Regions from separate parts of the Homo sapiens genome. Here region 2 is linked to region 1. The links are chromatin contacts, found by Hi-C in ENCODE. All regions are on one chromosome and are shown on one strand. The core of a region is the stretch at or near the end of the contact, and the rest is flanking DNA. Distances in the headings are between cores, read along the strand shown. Region 1 overlaps CTCFL (CCCTC-binding factor like). Region 2 holds the start of BMP7 (bone morphogenetic protein 7).

Region 1 (6,648 bases), core at 1,447-3,946:
TTCTGAAGGAACTCAGGGCTTTTTATGTGTGGGGTCCACAGGCCCCTAAAAAGGGGATCCCTGTTCTAATTTTGGGAGCACAGTGGGATGCCTGGGGTGATGGAGGTGCCCCATGTCTTGGTTGAAGCGGTGATTACGTGACCATTCATTTGTCAAAACTCATAGATACTTAAAAGGGGGAATTTTACTGTATGTAAGTTATATCTCAGAAAAGTTTTTTAAAGACTTAAAAATATGTAAAACAATGCATTGTTGGAAAGTTGCACTAAGAAGAGTTCTGCTTTGCACTTCACTGAGCTCAAAAGCTGCGTGAGGAAACTCACTTCTGTTTGCCCAAGTGGAGGCCTCGCCTTCTCACGACTGATTTCTCATTCTTTATGGAATTAAAAAAACATATCTATCAGGAACTATCTACCTGTCTGCATCCATCCATCCAAACGTCTGAAGTCATCCTACTCATGGCAATACATGGTAAGGCTAATTTTTAAAAAGCACCAGTTGCTCTTATTTGGAAATGGGTCCGTATCACCAAAGGTGGAATATTACCCAGATATAAGACCAAACAAGCTCCAAACAAACTCTCAGAGTCAGACAGATGAGTTGATGAATCCTGCCCACACTCCACGTGACCGCGTCTGCCTCCAGGTGGAAGAGGAAACCGTGTAGTCAGGCCCCAAGTCTTCTTGCTGCCTCCCTCCCGTCCCCCGGGCCTTGCCTGGCCACTGCAAACCTGGGGTCTCGTTGGCTCCCCTCCCATGTCACCTGGGCATGCAATTGTGCTGGTCACTCCGTGGAGGAGGCCTGGCAAATTCCACAGCATGGGTCATGTGTCACTTCCAGAGGCTCTGGAACAAAGACTGGGTGACAGGCCAGCAGAGAGATGCTGAATTGCTCTTTTGGGTTGAACCACCCAGAATAAAATGCTAAGGGCCTGGCTACTGAGAGAATCTCCGGTTTTTTGAACATCTGTGAAAGCAGGAGGTTAAGTCTGCAGTGCCTGAGGCTGCTTGCACCACTGCGCTCCCGCCTGAGTGACACAGCAAGACCCTATCTCAAACAAAAAAACTCTTTAATTGTGCCACAGTGGATGAAAGCTGGCTGCAGAGTTCATATAGAAAGGCTGCTAATAGCTCCTCTCAGCCTCCTGAGTAGCTAGGACCACAGTCACTTGTCACTGCACCCAGCTGATTTTTTAAATTTTTATTTTCTGTAGCAATGGGGTGTCCCTATGTTGCCCATGTTGGTCTTGAGCTCCTGGGCTCAAGCTATCCTCCTGCCTCTGCTCCCAAAGTGCTGGGTGCCTGGTCTCCATTAAGATTTTTTATTTTTTTGAGACAGGGTCTCATTCCGCTGCCCAGGCTGAAGTGCAGTGAGGTCATTAAGGCTCACTGTAGCCTCAACCTCCCTGGCTCAGGTGATCCTCCCACCTCAGCCCCCTGAGTAGCTAGGACTATAGGTGCATACCACCACATCTGGCTAATTTGTGTGTGTGTGTGTGTGTGTGTGTGTGTGTGTGTGTGTGTGTGTGTGTATATATATATATATATATTTTTTTTTTTTGTAAAGACATGGTTTCACCATGTTGCCCAGACTGGTCTTTAACTCCTGGACTCAAGCAACCCTGCCCACCTTGGTCTTCCAAAGTGCTGGGATTACAGGCATGAGCCACCAGACCCAGCCTAATTAAGTTTGTTGATGGCACTTTTTGTCCTGACAAAGCGCAGTGAGCATCCCATACAGTAATCTATCTGCCATGCACAGAAAAATAAACATATGCATCTTAAAATGCTAAATTATGCATACTTTAAAAGATAATGATTTAAAGGAACCAGGTTCATAATCACACCCATGCCTTGGAAATGGTTCAAAAGTTACTAAAAATAGCATAAACTAGGCTGCTTTAGGAATTGGGGGCAGTGAACATGCAACCTGACTCTCTCTCACTTATCCATCGTGTTGAGGAGCATTTCACTCCTTAAACTTAAAATCTGTGTTTATCCGATACTGTCAATTAAAAATAAACTGCAGTGAAAGCATGAGGAGATGCGGAAAGTCGATTTGATAAGCCAAATGTCCCGAGGCTTGAATGGAACATATTTAAGCAGAACTAACAATGCCCTTTAGTGACTAATAGTCATAAAGAATGCATTTACAGGGACTATTCAATGGTTATCAGAAAAAAAATTAAACATTTATACTGGAAATAATATCTGGAAAATATCTTGCCATTTTCAAAAGGTAGGCTGTCAAACTTTATCATATAAAATGACTTCAGTTTCATCACGCCCATCCAGCCTTTTCAGTGACTGATCTCAAACAATAGAGGCTGTTAACATGCATCAGCCAGGTCTTAGGTTTGTTTAAAAGCCATCCTTTATATAGTAAAACTGTTGTCAAACAATGTTGTAATTTAAACACCCCCTCCCTGCAAAACAGAGATGTTACACTGTGCAAGAGGTGTACATTCCGGAATTATTTCCTGCTGGATCTCAAAACTATTTTAAGCAAAAGCATGTCACTCACCAAGCATTCACGAACTCAGAGCCAACTGGTGTCCTCACTCCCAGGTTTTGCAAAGGTCCCTTCTCTTCCTTGCCAAGGAAAAAATGTTCTCGTTCTGTATCGCGGAATTAATAAAATCGCCAAGACTTTGCTATAACTTTCCGTGCTTCCTACTCTCGAATAGTGAACCTGTCTCAATATCGGAAAAGACAGAAGCGACTGCCCTCTTGCGGGCACTATTGTCACTGCATCTATTTTGGTATCAAAAGCACTAACTGCACTTGAGGACCAGGTGTTTCACCTTCTTGCCAGGTGTGGGTGAGAGTCACGCACGTAACTGAGTAGGTATTGATCATCTCATCTGAATTTTGTTCTACATCTCAACAGGTGTTGCACACACGAAACACTGCAACTATTTATAAAAGTGTGCTTATAGGAGCTTTCGTCTTGAGACGGAGTCCCACTCTATTGCCCAGGCTGGAGTGCAGTGGCGCAATCTCGGCTCACTGCAACCTCCGCCTCCCGGGTTCAAGTGATTCTCCTGCCTCCGCCCCCCAAGTAGCTGGGATTACAGGCACCTGCCATCACGCCCGGCTAAATTTTATATTTTTAACAGAGATGGGATTTCACTATGTTGGCCAAGCTGGCCTCAAACTCCTGACCTCAGGTCATCCACCTGCCTCGGCCTCCCATAGTGCTGGGATTACAGGAGTGAGCCACTGCACCCGGCCTAGGAGTTTTATTTATTTATTTAAAACAGTGTTTAGATACCAACTTGGCTTGCGTTTTCAAACATATTTATGTTATCTGTTTTTGAAATTAACATACATTTGGTTGTAGTAAAATACATGATATAGTTTGGATATTTGTCCCTGGCCAAAGCTCATGTTGAATTGTAATCCCCAGTGTTGGAGGTGGGGCCTGGTAGGAGGTGACTGGATCACGGGGGCGGTTTCTTAGGAATGATTTAGCACCATCCGCTTGGTGCTGTCCTCATGACAGTGGCGGTTCTCAAGGAATCTGGTCGTTCAGAGGAGTGTGGCGCCTCCCCCTCTCTCGCTCCTGCTTTCACCATGTGACGCGCCTACTCCCTCTTCGCCTTCTGCCTTGATTGTAAGTTTCCTGAGGCCTCCCCAGAAGCCAGGCAGATACCAACATCATCCTTCCTGTACAGCCTGCGGAACTATGAGTCAATTAAAACTCTTTTCTTTATAAATTACCCAGTTTCAGGTATTTCTTTATAGCAATGTGAGAAAGGACTAACACAACATAAAATTTACCATTTTAGCTATTTTTAAATGTATGGTTCAGTGGAATGATTAGGTAGATTCACACTGTTGTGTGGCCATCACCATGACTGATCTCCAGAACTCTTTCTTCATCCCAAATAAACTGTGTCCACTAAACACTAACTCTCCATTCTCCCTCACCCCTCAGTGCTTGGCAAACATCACTTTACCGTCTGTCTCTATGACTCTGACTGTTCTAGATACCTCCTATAAGTAAGATCATATAATACTTGTCCTTTTGTGACTAGCTGATTTCACTCAGCATAACGTCCTCAAGGTTCCCCCATGTTGTAGCATGTGTGAGGGTCTCCCTCCTTTTGAAGGCTACATAATATTCCACTGCATGTATATACCACATTTTGTTTACCCATTCACCCGTCCATGGAATTTGGGTTGTTTTCATCTTTGACTATTTTGAAAAATGCTGCTATGAACATAGGTGTGCAAATACCTCTTTCAGACTCTGCTTTTAGTTCTTCTGGGTATACGGTATATCTGGAAGTGGGATTGGTGGGTCAGATACTAATGCTATTTCCATTTTTTTTTTTTTTTTTTTGAGAAACTGCCATACTGCTTTCCCCAGTGGCTGCACCATTTAACATTCCCACCAACAGTGCACAACGGTTCCAATTTCTCCACATTCTCTCCAGACAAAGAAGATGTTTTTAAAGACCAATGCTGACATATAACAAATATAGCAATTTTAAGTCATTTCATTTTATTGAATTATGTAAAACATCTTTAAATAACAGTAAAAAAATTAAGAAACCATTGCACAAATTCAGTCACAATGATGGCATACTACAGCCCACAGAATTTAAATCTCATGTGAGTTGAGTTAAATTAATTTGCTGGTACAAAGAGAATATAATGCTCTTCCTGCTGGGAAATTATTTCCACATATTCACATTGTATAGGGATTCTGAACTTGTGATATTTTCAATAAAAGGTCCATATCTTAAGAATTTGAATTTAGGGCTTATCAATGATCTTGAAATACAGGGGTGGAGACAGGTTGGCAGCAAAACAAACTGCTCAACTAAGCAATGAAGAAAAATCTGCCTCTGTATCCAGATAGAAATGAATTTCAAGTGTTAAAGAGGCATCTCTCACGCTGCTCGAGGGTGGAAAAATCTTGTCAACTGGCAAAAGGGAAATACTCACTAATCACTGGGCATTATGAAAAAGTACAAATTCCTTACAGGTACACATTTGCCTTATCTGATTTTATGTTTCTTCTCACTCTGCCAATTATTTTACAAATATAAAAAGAGTAGTTTTAGCAGAAAAAAGGGTTATGGAGTGAAATACTAATAAGCAATAATGGAATGTAACCAGGGCAATTTCATACCTGCCAAGGAGCATAATTAAAAGAGAATACAAAAATCTAAAGGTGAACCTTGCTCCTATACCAAAGTAAAATCGATTTATTCCTTATTTTCTAGTCTAATCTAGTATTTCATTTCCTACTCAGTTTTCCTTTTTATAAGAGTAAAACATTTTTTGGTTGAATTTAGAACTAATTAAAAGCATTATGGTAGCTTTAAATTTTGTAGAAAATTCATTTGTATAAAAACATTTGTCTTTAATGTTTAAAACCATATATTATTAGAAATATCATGGGTGTATATAATGCAACATAAAAATGTCCAGCTTTGACTGTGGAAGCACTAGCTGGTCTAGACTATTTTGAAATATCCAAAAATCACTACTCACTCATTGTGGGCCACCTTGCCAATATCAAGTGAATGAATCCATAGGTTTGAGGTGTTACCCTCTCATTCAAGGTTTAAAACTTTTATAAAATACCTGCAATGTTTCTTTGAAATATCCAGCTACAAACAGGAGAACAATTCTAGACACTACCTCAAACTTGTGTCATCCATTGTCATGAACTTAATTGTTTCAAAGAAAATGCTAAAAATTTCTAACTTGCTTTAGGAATTAGGGGCAGTGAACATGCAACCTGACTCTCTCTCACTTATCCATCGTGTTGAGGAGCATTTCACACCTTAAATGCTAAAAACTTCTAACTTGCTTTAGGAATTGGGGGCAGTGAACACGCAACCCGAATCCCTCTCACTTATCCATCGTGTTGAGGAGCATTTCACAGGTCACGCCTTCATCCACTTCCTCTTTGACTCTGGCTGTGGTTTCTCTGCAGGCGACAGGAAACATCTCTCCTGGGAACTGTTCTCCCTTCGTGGTGGAAGCCTCCTCAGCAGCAGCTTCTTGAGAAAAAGTCCAGGATGAGCAAATTTATCAGAAAGCTAAGGAATTGGAATTTATAAACTGTGCAAATATATTTTGGAAACCATCACTTAAATTTGAACACGGCAGCAAGCATGTTAGAAAACAATCTAATTGATAAGATGGTACTATTCTGATCTCAACTACTGCCTTCAGTCAGGGCTTCTTAGCCTCAGCGCTACAGACGTTTGGGGCCAGAGAGCTGTCTGCTGGGGGCAGGGCGCTGTTCTGGGCACTGTAGGATGTTAGCAGCGACCCTGGCCTCTACCACTAGATGCCAGTAGCACCCTCCTCTCCAGCTGCAAAAACCATAAAAATGTCTCCAGACATTGCCAGTGTCCCCTGAAGGTGACGGGGGGGGGGTGGGGGGGGGACACAGTCATTCCCAGCTGGCATCAGCTGCTATAGGTGAATGTGGATCTTACAGATTTATATCGAGGCGGATCTCAGAGATTTATATTGTGGCTGAGCTGCTCACCTAAGTCTTGTCCCAGTACCCATGTAATGATGCTGCCTACATGAAGAAAGCCAGTTGCCTGCAGGACATTTGTCCCTTTGGCCAATCGACATATACTGAGTACTGATTCTGTGGGTTGCGCGTTCTGCT
Region 2 (6,648 bases), core at 2,204-4,703, 230 kb before region 1:
CCATCTAATTTGGAGTGATGTCCCAGAAAGCTAGACCTGAGAAAGTCAGGGTCCCACAAAGCCCAAAGCCAGCCTGACTGATTAAGAGGCTCAGACAAGCCGGTCTTTGTCCTTTCAAGATGAAAGAAATGGATTGAAAGGTGTATGTACAGCCAGAGGAGGAAAACCACCCAGCTGTGGCCTTCCCAAACAAGTCCCAGCTTGCTCCTGCCGCCATGGGGGGAGCAAATAGCCCGCACCAAAGTTCCCAGAGGCACCCTCCGAGCAACCTGGTCTTTCTCTTGGGGACAGGGAGCCCCGGGGCCTAGCCCACACTGCCGGCCCATAAGCACTGGGGGCTTTTTTGCTCTTGGTTTGCAGGGCCTTCTGCAGAAGCCAGAGATTACAAATACCTTTTTAATGATTCCAGCCAGGCTCTGAAGGCAGCCACTGGGACCTGCACATTCAGTGGGAGTCCGGGGTACCCAACAGAAGGGAAGATGCTATAAATCCCCCACCAGAGAAAGGGCCCTGGCTAACCCCAGGCTTCAGGAGGGCGACAGAGCTCTGCGTTCATTATTTATATGTATGTATTTGGAATTTTCCTTTAGTTTTTGGTATAGTTAATAAATACACATTGTTTTAAAAAAATCACAAATACAGAAGTGCAGACGACGAAAAATCAGACCCCACCTCCCACTCCGTAAGCCCCAGCTATGCCCCCGCCTCTCTACCCCTCCAGTAAAATCTCTCTCCAGTTCCTGGTGTCTTCCTCCAGGAGGACACGATGATATACAAGCACACATGCAGCCCACTCATCTGCACCTTGCTTCTTTCCACCTCATACATCTTGGAGATGGTTCTAAATCAGGTCATATGTTGCTGCTTCCTTCTTAACTGGCTGCTTAGTATAATTTAAACTTTTTTGAAGGTATTTTGGCATCTAAACCTCCCACCCCTTGCTCGCTGAAGCTTGGTTCACTAGTTGGATTTAGTTATTATTAAGTACAGACAATGGCCTCCCGGGAACTCCAGGGACCTTATCAGGAGGGGGAAGCATGAAGGCGGATCTGCGCTTCCCCCGCGCCCCCAGTCCACGCCCCAGGTGCCCAGCGTGGGGCTTCAGTATCATTATTTCCATGTTGACACAGCGCCCGTGGGCGTGAGTTTGCTGTCTTGACTTGGTTCGGGTTTTCGCAGCAAGTTACACAAGTAGAATGAAAGCGGCTCAGGAAACAGCGCTATCGGGGTGTGTTATCTCGGAAACCAAATATTTGATCATCAGTCCCGCAGCGCGCTGGCGCTGCCGGGGGGTTAGTTTGAGCAAGTCTGGAGAATGTGCGCGCACATATGGAGGGGGAGCTCCCCGGCCCTCGCTGCAGCCCCAGGCTCGCGTCGCCGGGGTCGTCGCGGCTCCAGTCGGAAACCGGGACCCCCAGCCGCCCCCGCGGCGTCAGCTCTGAGATCCCGCGCAACCCAATCGCCAAAACCTGTGGTTTGCGCGCCACACGTGGTAAATGCTGAAAATAGATTCTGCCGGCCCGGGACCTACCACTAAATACTTAAAATAGAAGACTAGCGGCAGGGCACAGTGGCTCACGCCTGTAATCCCAGCACCACTTTGGGAGGCTGAGGCGGGAGGATCACCTGAGATCGGGAGTTCGAGACCAGCCTGCCTAACATGGAGAAACCCTGTCTCTACTAAAAATACAAAATTAGCCAGGCATGGTGGCGCATGCCTGTAATCCCAGCTACTCGGGAGGCTGAGGCACGAGAATCGCTTGAACCCGGGAGGCAGAGGTTGCGGTGAGCAGAGATCGCGCCATTGCACTCCAGACTGGGCGACAAGAGTGAAACTCCGTCTCAAAAAAAAAAAAAAAGAAAAGAAAAGAAAAAAAAAGAAAAAAGAAAAAAATAAACAAAGAAAGAAAACAAAGAAAATTAGCAATGGCACCGTTTCTTCCCCAGCTCCAGCCAAGAGAGAATGGGGCATCCGGCGGCCCGGAGAGGGGCCCCAAGGCGCTCGGAGCGCGCGGTACGCTAAGGCGGGCGCACCACGAGGGGACAGGTAGGGCTTGACAGGGAGGGTAAGGGGGTGCGACGGCCGCGATGCCAGAGCCAGGCAGGGCTGAGAGGGGCCCAGGAAGGGCGGCAAGGCAGCCTCGCCGGGAAGGGCCCTTTACATCCAGGTAGCGCGAGCCGCGCCGGCCCGGGACAGCTCACATGACCGAGCCCCGCGCTTTGAACGGCCCTTGCCTCCAGCCCCAGAGATGCGGCCGGCGGCGTAACATGGAGGGGACTTCGGAGGATCCCTCCTTCCCAGTAACCCCTACAGGCTCACCGAACCCAGCGCGCCCGACCTGGGGGCGCACACAGCTTGGGAGTCATAGGGCTGTGGGTGGGAGACCCTCGGGCAGGCACTGCGATTTCAGCCAGGAGCGGAAAGCTGGGCGGGCTGCATAGAAGAAGCGGCTCCCTCCCTCCCAGTCTCAAAGTGCCCCCGAAAGGAGACGCGTACCCTCGCCTGCCCTTACTCACCGAGGTTGACGAAGCTCATGACCATGTCGGCGTCGGTGAGGAAATGGCTATCTTGCAGGCTGGCCAGAGGGGGGCCCTGGGTACTGAAGACGGCCTTGTAGGGGTAGGAGAAGCCCTGGCCGCCGGGCCCGCCGCCCTCCTCCACCGCCATGGCGTTGTACAGGTCCAGCATGAACATGGGTGCCGAGTTGTGCTTGCCCTGGAGGTGCGGGCGCGGGCGGTGGGGCAAGCCCAAAATGGAGAGGATCTCGCGCTGCATCTCCCGCCGCTCCTGGCTGCGGAGGCGCCGGTGGATGAAGCTCGAGTGCACCTCGTTGTCCAGGCTGAAGTCGGCCAGGGCGGAGCGCAGCAGGAACAGGGGTGCCCAGAGCGCCACGAAGCTGTGCGGCGCCGCAGCTCGCAGTGAGCGCACGTGCATCGCGCCGGCTCTACGCGCTACCCGGGCTCCGGGCTCCGGGCCCGCACCGCCCCAGGTGGCAGAGGGGGCAGGCGGCCGTCCGCGCCGCTCGGTCACTTGCTGCAGACGGGCCCCGCTGCGCCCGCGCCAGACATGGCCCCTCCCCGGCCGGCCGCGCTCTGCCCGGACCCCCGCCCCCTGCTCGGTGCTGGCCCCGGGCCCCTCGCCCCGCACTCGCCCGGGCGCACCGCAGGGCTTGGAAAGCAGCCCCGGCGAACGAAAAGGCGAGTGAGGAGGCGGGCGCGGGTGGGAGGAGCAGCCAGCAAGCCTAGGAGTCCAGAGAGCCAACGCCGGGGAGGCAGCGAGGAGGCAGGCGGGCGGGCGAGCGCTCCTTCTTCCCGCTCCTCTGGCGCTCTCGCCCTCGGGCGGCGGCAACCCACCCTCTTCCAACCTCCGGCGCGGATAGCAGGGGCCCCGGGGCGCTCTCCCAGCCTTGTGCGCCCTGGATCGCACAAGAGGCCGCCTCGGGAGCGCCAGAGTGGTACGCGCTGGGGCCTGGGCGGAGGAGGAGGAGGAGGAGGACGGGCTTCGAGGGGCCCCTCCCGCGCCGGCGGCCTCCCACCTGCCCTCGGCCCCGCCCTCCCCCCAGCTGTGCCCAGTGGGTTCATTCATTCCCTCTAGAGCGCTCGACAAATGTTTACTGAGTGCCCACGGGGTGCCTAGAGCCTGGCGGGACGTCGCGGGGATGCGGCTGGAGGAATCGGAGCCGGCCCTGCCCTCTCGGCACTCGCGGTCCGGACCAGGAAGGCGGCCCGAGCAGGACGGGTGGGCTGCGGACCGCGGTGGGAAAAGTTGGGGGAGCGCGGAGGTGGCGCGGAAATAGAAGGCTTCCTGGAAGCGGTGACCCTTGAGCCGGTCTTGCCCCTCAGTCCCTGTATCCTTTTAAGCCAGCCACGCTGACCCCTCCGCGCCTCCCTGAAGCCGTTGCCAGCCTGTCTCTGCGCTCGCCATTCCCTCCGCCTGGACCTCTCCCCACTCACCACCTCCCGCCCCCATCAGACGCTGCTTTCTCCTCCCAGAGACCTCCAAGACCTGCCAAGCTGAGGTTGTTTCCTCGCCTCGCCCCTCGCACGTTTGTTTTCTTTCCTGTAGTTTCTCTTGCTGTCTGGAATTGCTGTTTGAGTTACTCCGTGCCTTCTTTATTGCCTTCTTACCCCCGCTAGACACCCAGAGCACTGGGGCCCGGATCAGCGATCTTCTCCGCACCTCTGGTACCCGCAGTGCCTTGAACCCAGCGCCTGGTAGCCACTGTAGCTGCGCAGTCACGATTTGTTGAGTGAATAAGTGAACTGCGTGTGAGCTGGGGGGGTTCTTCCCACCTCCTCCTCTTCGGGGCCCTGTATCTTTCCAGCCACCCCTCAGCCTGAGACCAGACACCCCAGCCCCACCACTAGGGCTTCCCATCAGCCCTCCTCGTGGCAGTGCCTGGGGAGCCAGCCGCTGGTCTTCACATCCTCTTCCCCTCCAAGGGTCTGTGCCTGAGACCTCCCCATCGGCCTCCTCTCCTGTCTCTCCTCATCCATTCATCCCTCAATCAATACCGAGCCATGCACGCTGTCACAGGGAGTCCCCAGACCACTCAGAACCCACCGGTCCCTCTGCCGGTGTGGGATCTCAAGGGAATTACTGCACCCAGAGTGGCAGTGAGGGCAGCGGGGTAAAAGTTCATCCTGTCTCCTTCCCCTCCTGGGGCTGGGTGAGAGAGTGGGTCCCCAGAGGGCCTTTGGGATGAACTGGGAAGGGCTGAGGTTGGGGAAGCGGGGGCGCTTGTCTGGGAGGGGCTCTGGCTAAGCCTCACTTTGGGGCTGTCCTTCCTGGAGCAGGAGAGCTGGGGAAGAGAATTATGGTCTTCTACAGTTTTCTGGAGCAGAAGTAGTTTGGCCAAGTGGCCCTCTGGGTCTCCCTTGGGGACTTTTGGACTAGATGGCAGCCTGAGGGGCCACATGGGTGGAGAAAGGGGAGGCCAGAGGCCAGGCAAGGAGCAGAAAAATGCCAGCCTGCAGGTCCTGGCCATTTACACACAGGCCCCAGGCTGTGGGATGGAACAGGTCTTGAGCCCCATGCCAGGGAGGGGCCTCTACCCACCCACCAGGCAAGGCCCTCAAACCACCCCCACCACCTGCTCTTCATCCATTCACTCCTTCCTTCAACAGACAAGCATGGAGCACAGGATATCAGGAGGCGAGCTGTGGGGCCTGCAACCTGGACAGTCGTACAGGGCCCCCCAGCTCTTAAGGGCCCCACACTTGGTTTCCTACTCTGAGGTCACCATATGTGGTTCTGAATCACCTATGAACAAAGTACCCCCTGCCCCGTACTAATTTTGCACCTGGCCCAGATATTATGTGGCCAGTCCCAGGGCCAAGCACCATGCTGGGCAGGAAGACATGGCCATGAGCGAACCCACATGGCAGACTCCATCAAGGAGCCGGCCTCCAGGCCAGGGAAGCAAAGCAAGAGCCTTAAATAAGATTCAGGGACTGAAGGAGAGGCAGATCTTGTCTATCACTCTCTCTGGAAACAATTCAGAAGCCAGGCAGAGGAGGACATGCAGGAGGGAGAAGGAAAGGTGGGCATCCTGGCAAGCAGGAATCCTACCCCAGGGAGACTGGGGAAATTGCAGGAGTGCCACAGTCGTCCAGGGTCCATCTGAGAGTGTACAACTGGAGAGCCTGGGTCACTTCAGCCTGCAATAAGTGACAGGCAGTGGGGGCGGGGGCGCAGATAAACAGGGTGAGGTGATGGAGGGTGGGAAGGGGAGTTTTTGGAGGAGATGCCACTGACCTGAGTCCTGAAAGACAAGAAAGAGACAGGCTTTTCCAGGGAAAGGCATCCCAGGTGGAGGAACAGCAAGTGCTTGAGCCCTGCAGAGCAGGGAACAGAAACCAGGCTCGGTCCCCAGCCCTGCACACGCCCTCCAGCGCTGGCTTGCTAGGGACAGGCTATGCCACCTCCAGTGCCAGTAGAGAAAAAGGAGGTCATTTTCTTCCAAAGTCTGAAATAATAAGGAGCCAAAGCAGCCCTGTTCTTCAGTAGTAGTCTCTGCTTTTTATCTACTCTCAAATCTTTTGGAGGGATCTTCACAAGCAGGTGAGGCTGGGGGCAGGGGCAGCAGGTCTTGGTGCTACAATTTACATATGAAACAACTGATCCGTCAGTGTCTAAGCAAGGATTCTAGTTTACCCTTCTTTGTGCATCTCACCTGAGCCTATTCTGAGCCTGGCACACAGCAGGTGCTCAATTAGTACCTGTTGAATGAATAGTAATAAGCACAGCCAAAACCTAAAGAGACCGGTTGACTGAGGGCTGACTGTGCAGGCGCCAAGCTAAGGCATCTCCCAGATCCCTCACCCCAGCAACCCTTCCTCTGAGACGCCATCTTTTCTCATGCAAGAGGAAGAGACAACATGCTCTTCATATCCAAGACCTCAAGAGATAAGGTTTCCTCTGAAGTCCCACAAACCCCCATTTAGCCTTATCTTTTCTGTGATCCATGCTTGGTGGGGGGGTCTTTCTTTTCCCTGTTTCCTCCCCGAGAGGCATCCCCAAGACTGCACCAGGCCCTCAGTGAATGCCGAATGAATGAATGAATGAATGAATGAATGAATGAATGAAAACCGGCAAGCAAGAAATATCTGGCTGGGAGTGCATCCGATGCCAGTTTGGGAGCTGAG

Evidence for each region. A loop is a pair of places that touch in the nucleus more often than their neighbours do. Pooled maps may share reads with other maps.
Region 2: a map with no recorded cell type shows a loop between it and region 1 (9-fold over the local background). The contact joins the promoter of BMP7 here to the enhancer-like site in region 1. A Hi-C loop is called at or near these places in 1 of 37 single-sample maps with no recorded cell type and 3 of 50 pooled maps.

What each region holds. Positions count from the first base shown.
Region 1 is chr20:57,492,680-57,499,327 of GRCh38, forward strand. It overlaps CTCFL (CCCTC-binding factor like), which reads right to left. Exons shown (of 11, transcript NM_001386993.1): 11 at 4,487-6,022. The coding sequence ends at 5,871. Among named protein-coding and RNA genes, the nearest start is that of CTCFL, 29 kb to the right of the region's middle. RefSeq lists a silencer at 261-461 and an enhancer at 6,182-6,231. Within about 2 kb of position 2,697, at least 6 of the 41 ENCODE cell types and tissues checked have a DNase peak (open chromatin) inside an H3K27ac peak, as active enhancers do.
Region 2 is chr20:57,263,188-57,269,835 of GRCh38, forward strand. It overlaps BMP7 (bone morphogenetic protein 7), which reads right to left and starts at 3,454. Exons shown (of 7, transcript NM_001719.3): 1 at 2,518-3,454. The coding sequence starts at 2,935. LOC112268270 (translation initiation factor IF-2-like) reads left to right here and starts at 3,253. Exons shown (of 2, transcript NR_171651.1): 1 at 3,253-3,455; 2 at 3,596-4,100. RefSeq lists enhancers at 1-399, 1,118-1,833, a promoter at 2,942-6,303 and a cis regulatory region at 3,561-3,653.